Linked DNA regions of Homo sapiens: region 1 is linked to region 2. Evidence: chromatin loops called from intact Hi-C (ENCODE). Cell type or tissue: B cell. All regions are shown on one strand. Links, peaks and the distances in the headings refer to the core of each region. The heading gives the core; the rest is flanking DNA.

Evidence for each region. A loop is a pair of places that touch in the nucleus more often than their neighbours do. Peaks named below come from ENCODE experiments on the same cell type or tissue, not always from the same donor. Only the 100,000 strongest peaks of a DNase experiment are listed, where the experiment ranks them.
Region 1: a loop joins it to region 2, with 4 times the contacts of the local background. A loop is called at or near these places in 17 of 110 quality-filtered maps.

Annotation. Positions count from the first base shown.
Region 1 is chr1:28,368,685-28,371,584 of GRCh38, forward strand. It overlaps PHACTR4 (phosphatase and actin regulator 4), which reads left to right and starts at 1,056. Exons shown (of 14, transcript NM_001048183.3): 1 at 1,056-1,141. RefSeq lists enhancers at 228-1,183, 834-1,128 and a silencer at 1,210-1,429. In B cell, for the core only: a CTCF peak has its summit at 1,601; DNase peaks (open chromatin) are centred at 927 and 1,467; H3K4me3 peaks cover 1,807 bases; H3K27ac peaks cover 1,890 bases.
Region 2 is chr1:28,516,642-28,519,541 of GRCh38, forward strand. RCC1 (regulator of chromosome condensation 1) reads left to right here. Exons shown (of 13, transcript NM_001381865.2): 4 at 84-226. LOC124904836 (small nucleolar RNA U13) reads left to right here and starts at 835; the gene lies at 835-934. RefSeq lists enhancers at 228-287, 1,362-2,213, 2,214-2,900, 2,358-2,567 and silencers at 1,438-2,077, 2,128-2,217. In B cell, for the core only: CTCF peaks have their summits at 1,521 (motif pointing right) and 1,732; a DNase peak (open chromatin) is centred at 1,610; H3K4me3 peaks cover 1,482 bases; H3K27ac peaks cover 1,843 bases.

The DNA of each region.
Region 1 (2,900 bases), core at 281-2,780, 150 kb before region 2:
GTGATCATCTCACCTCAGCCTCCCACGTAGCTGGGACTACAGGAGCTTGGCACTAGGCCCCGGATAATTTGTTTGTTTGTTTGTTTGTTTGTTTTGCGACGGAGTCTTGCTCTGTCGCCCAGGCTGGACTGCAATGGCAAGATCTCGGCTCACTGCAACCTCCGCCTCCTGGGTTCAAGCGATTCTCCTGCCTCAGCCTCCTGAGTAGCTGGGATTACAGGCATGCGCCACCGCGCCTGGCCAATTTTTTTAATTTTATGGATAGTGTATTTGAAAAGTCACATCGATTTTTCTCCTGGAATGTCCTCTAGATGTGCCGTAGCTTCAAGTTTTACATGTAGGTCTAATTTAGGTTGTGTGATACAATGGGTTTGCATTTAGAAGGGTCCTCTGGCAGCAGCAAGGAAGGTTTTCGGAGGGTGATAGCCTAGGGCCTGAAACTACTGAGACTTGGAGAGAAGTGATGGTGGCTTTCACTAGGTGATAGTAGTGAAGGATATCGAAATGAATTAAAATACTGGGGATGTAGAATGACTGGACTTAATGGCTTGAGGGAAGTGTCCAGAATGATTCCTGGGTTTCTTACGCACAACACTGAGGGTAGATAACTTGCTTGTACGTTTTTTGCACTTCAAATTGGTCCTCAATAAATAGTTTTTCCTTTGGGGAGGTTATGATTGAAATTTGGCCAGTCAGGGATACAGTTTTCTCAAACAACACTCTTGTATCAGTTCCCTTTTTGGGTACTGCCTGGAGCCCAGTATTGAACCCTGTCCTCCCAAGCCCAAAGACCTTTGCCTCCCATAGTACCAGGAAAGGTGCCCAAGTTCTTTTACACACAAGGTGCGCAGAGCGGCCAGCGCATGCCCAGAGAGGTCGTAAGGAGGACGACCGCCCGGAGAGAAAGGACGCACGCTTCCCGCCATTTTGTTCAGCTTGCCGGGCAACCGGCCCCTGCTGGGGACTACAAGTCCCGTAAGCCTCCGCGGCGGCACGTCCTACCCTACACTGTCCAGCCGGCTCCCTTTTTCCCCCTCCCCGGGGGCCAAGGGCTCCGGCTGCTGCCTGGCGGCCAACGGGCCAGGTAGGATTTCCGGGAGAGGCTGCTGTGGAGGCTGAGGAGGCGGCGGCGGAGATCTGGGTAAGTTCAGCGAGCAAGGGAAAGTGAGCAGGACGCGCTCAGTATCAGGCTGCGGCCTCCTCTCAGGCTGCGGCCCCTTTCTTGGCTCTGCGAGAGGGTCCCGGTCCGGGCAGAAGGTAACGGCCCGGGTCGCCGTCGCTTCGGGCCAGGGCGGGGCGGGGCCGCCGCCTCCCTCCTCGGCCCTCCCACAACGGTCCAACCCGGGCTTCTCCGCCTGAGGCAGGGCCCGCGCAGGCTCGCCCTCTCCGCCCCCCGAGACTTGGCTGGGCCCTTTTGTCTGGGCTGCGTTGCTCCCCCTTTGTGTCCGTGCATGGAGTCTCCGCCACGGGGGAGCCTGTTCCCCCGGTCCCCAACAGGGACTGCTCCCTGGGGATCCGGTTACAGTAACCGGATCGGGTCAAAGTACATTTTTCAAAACCGTCCTGCCTCAGACCTCTGCACCCCTGCTGGGCAGAACGGGGGCTTCGGAGCCAGGCGGAGTTTCTGTAAAAACCTGGAGGTTATTATTTAACTTTCAAACATCAGCCTGGGCGGCTTCAGGGCACGAAACTCCCGACGTTTTTCTTGGTGGAGAGATGAGATTAAGGAAAAGAAGCGACCCCTCTCTCCCACCCTCTACACCCCGGCTCCGGGAAACCGGGAAGGCATCGAATTTGCTGCGATGTCTGTGCAGCTCACATCTGTGATCGGTGGACCAAAGAACCAGTGGTGAATGGTAGAATGGCAGTTCACGCACCTCCCAAATCTCGGAGGAGAGTGACTTACAGGGCATCACTGATTGCTTGCAAAAAAAAAAAACCCTCCAGTGCTTCATTCGGACACTCAGCTCCTCGCTCCTTCCAACCTCTTCCTTTTCTTGTTCTTTTTAAAACAAACAGTGGAAGGAAAAAGTCCTTCAGTGGAAGAATTTGCTTTATAGAGGAACCAGAAACCCAGTGGCTTCTAGAAGTCACTTACTTTTTCGCCAAATTAAAGAAATGAATTTCGGGCGTGGTGGCGCGCGCCTGTAATGCCAACTATTCTGGAGGCTGAGGCAGGAGAATCGCTTGAGGCCAGAAGTTCGCGACCAGCCTGGGCAACACAGCAAGACCCCATCTTAAAAAAAAAAGGAATGAAGCCCGTTTAGAAATGAAGCCAGTTTAGGGGATGAGGTGTGGTAGATTCTTACCGGAAACCGCGGAACTGCGTGGATTGTGGATTCGATCAAATTTGGCTAGATAATGGTAACTGTGTATGTCCTCCTGTTGGAAGACTGCATTGCTAGAATCAGCTTAAGGTAAAATTTGTTTGTTTGTTTCATTTAAGAGACAAGAGTCTAGCTTGGTTGCTGAAGCTTGAGTACAGTGGAGAGCTCCTAGTTCACTGTAGCCTCGAACTTCTTGGCTTAAGCCATCCTTCCACCAGAGGCTCCCAGATGCCTGGGACTAGAGGCATGAGCCACTGTGCCCGACTATTTAATTTAATTTATTTATATTTATTTATTTATTTTGAGACAATCTCACTTTGTTACCCAGGCTGGAATGCAATGGCACGATCTTGGCTCACTGCAACCTCCACTTCCCAGGTTGAAGCGATTCTCCTGCCTCAGCCTCCTGAGTAGCTGGGATTACAGGTGTGTGCCACCATGCCCAGCTAGTTTTTGTATTTTTGGTAGAAACAAGGTTTCACCATGTTAGCCAGGCTGGCCTTGAACTCCTAACCTCAGGTGATCCACCCGCCTCGGTCTCCCAAAGTGCTGGGATTACAAGCGTGAGCCACC
Region 2 (2,900 bases), core at 248-2,747:
TGGATGTTTCTGTAGTTAACAAAATAAAGGGTCTTACAAAATAGGCAATAATAATAATAATCACTTATTATTATTACATGAAGCTACATGAATGTGTAAGATCTTGGAGGAAGACAGCAGAGAGAGAGAGAGAGATCAGAGATCCCAGGGTTAAAAGTTGGAGAAATTTCACAGTACATCATCCAAAAGAGGAGTCCATGATGGAGGCAGAGGTAAACTTGGAGAGGTAAGAAACCCTGAAGACAGGGGAGTGCTTTGTGGCAGGCTCTGCATATAAGAATTCAGCCTGGCCAACATGGCGAAACCCAGTCTCTACTAAAAATACGAAAATTAGCCAGGCTTTGTGGCAGGCACCTGTAATCCCAGCTATTTGGGAGGCTGAGGCAGGAGAATCGCTTGAACCTGGGAGGCAGAGGTTGCAGTGAGCCGAGATCTCACCATTGCACTCCAGCCCGGGTGACAAGAGCAAGACTCGATCTCAAAAAAAAAAAAAGTTCAGTTCAGTTGGTAAGAACTCATCAAAAGTGTCCATCTAGACTTTGGGTGCCGTAGAATGACTCAGAGTCTGAATCAACATGAAATCGAGAAAACGTCCTTTGCAAGGGTTTCAGGGAACACCTGAAATCCTGAAGAACTGTTTGTATCCATCCTGAAGAATGGGTGTTAATAAGAGACAGCCTTTTCTTGGTACCTGTTTTCCATCTCTAACCCAACCCCAACTCACACCCTTCTATTTTATCTGGTCTCTCTCATTCCTCTTGCTCCTCCCCACTTGGCTCCCGTTTTCCCCAAGTCCATTCTCTATTTTGTTCTATAAGATCTGATCATATTAGGATGCTCTTGTAGCTCATAAGAAGATGACTGGGTGTTCACACGCATATGAGATGTGCCTCCCTCAAACCTTGTTAAGACATGGGCACATACCCATCTGATGTTAACTCACGGGGAAAAAAATCTGATCATGCCATTCCCGTGCCCAAATTCCCATATATCCCTACTGCCTCAGGATAGAGGCTGGACCCCTTAGACACACAAGACCCTGTATCCATGATCTGTCACTCCCACAGGCACCCTCTACTCCCATCTACTTGGCAGTTTCCCACAACCTCCCTGGGTTCTCGTGGTTCCCTGTCATTGCAAACGTCGCTTCTCCTAGGATGTCCTGCCCCCCTAGACTTAACTTGGAAAGCTGTTCTTAAGCCCCGGACTGAGTCAGATGCCCCTCTGGGTATCCCTGTCATAGCGTTGTGTGGTTGTTGATAGTCTGATTTTTCAACCTTCTCCATGCCCTCTTGAGGGTAGGGAAGATGAGTATCTTTTTTCTCCGTACAGACCCTACCGCACAAGATTTTCCTAAACAGACCGAACTCAAGGAGTCTTTCTGGTTGTTAGTCCACGTGTCCCGATTTGGGGTTTCCAAAATACACGCCCACTGGAACCGGGCCAGGGGAGCCAGCCTGGCCAAGGGCTCCCCCAGCCCGGCCAAGGGCTCCCCCAGCCCGGGAGCGCGCCACATGCAGATCCTGGGATGGCCGCCAGGGGCCGCCGGGCTCTTTGTTTTCCTTTCTCACCCGGGTCGGGGCCAGAGGCCTGCAGAGCGCATGCTCTGGGGCAGTTCGCGGCCCGGCGGGGAGCGCCGGAGTTCCTTGTGGCCGACGTGCACCAAGGTAGGTCTCGCCTGGGACGCGCGGAGGGTCCGGGCAGAGGGCGGTAAGCGGAGCGGCCACAGCCGGAGCACGGGCCGGTCCACGCGGGCCTAAGTCGCTGCCCGCTCTCGCCCGTGTCGCGCGGCGCCGGCCCCACGTGAAGCCCGGAGGCAGGAAGGCGCGGTGCGGGCTCGCGATTCCCCGGCCCCGCGGGGCGCTCCAGCAGCGGCTGGGCGCTGCCTCGCTGGAGCTAGGGCCGCGCGGCCCCTCCGCCGCCGCGCCTCTCACGCCCGCACCGCGGCGCCCGCGCAGGCGGGAGATTCAAACTGCGCGAGCGCGGCGGGCCGGGTGCGCGCGGCCGCCCGGGCGGGGGATGGGTCTCTGCCGCGAGGAGGATGGTTTTGTCCGGCATGCGCTTGGAGAAGGCGGTTTGCAGATCGGGGAGGGAGCCCTGCCCGGGAGAGGGTGGGTCGTAGGAGCTCGAGGGTCTCCCGCTGTGGACCTTTGGGAGCCGTGTGTCTTGAACTCCGCAGCAGCTCAGTCTGTCAGCAGATTATTTGCTGGCCATTTATTGCGTCCCTCTCTTGCGGGGCTGGGGGACAGTAGTGAGAAGAGCAGGCCCGTGTCATTAGCGAACTATGCCCTTGAACCCAGGCGACGGACGCTACTGGCAAGTCATTCATACGTCACATATTGACCTAACTTCGACCACGTGTGACTTGTGTGCCCTAGCAGAAGTTGAGTGTGTGGGGTGTTACGGGGAGCCCTCAGGGGGATCCCCCACCCTGCCCAGGAGGCTCAGGGATGGCTTTCCAGGTGAAGTGACTCTTGAATGGGGTTTTGAAGGAACAGAGTTTTTCAGGCAGTCTGAGGGTAGTGGGATTAGGGTGATACAGGCAGAGGGATTGCACGTGCAACGGCATGAAGGTATAGGTATTGTGGTCAGGGATACCACAGGTCTTGAGGTGACTGGAGGAGGAGAGTAACAAGATGATACAGCAGGGGCTGGGTCACGAAGCGTCTTGTGTGCAAGACTAAGGAACTCTGCGGGGTGGAGGAGGCAGGGAAGATTTCCCCCAAGAAGGGTATCAGAGTGAAACCTGGACAGATGAATTAGGAGTTCACGAGGCTCCTGTTTCAAAGACATCCCAAGAGCAGGAATCCTGTTCTGTTCATCGTTACAACTTTCTCATCAGATGCCCTTGGGCAACCCACCCAGTCCCCCAGAGCATTGGTTTCCTTATCTGTAAAGCA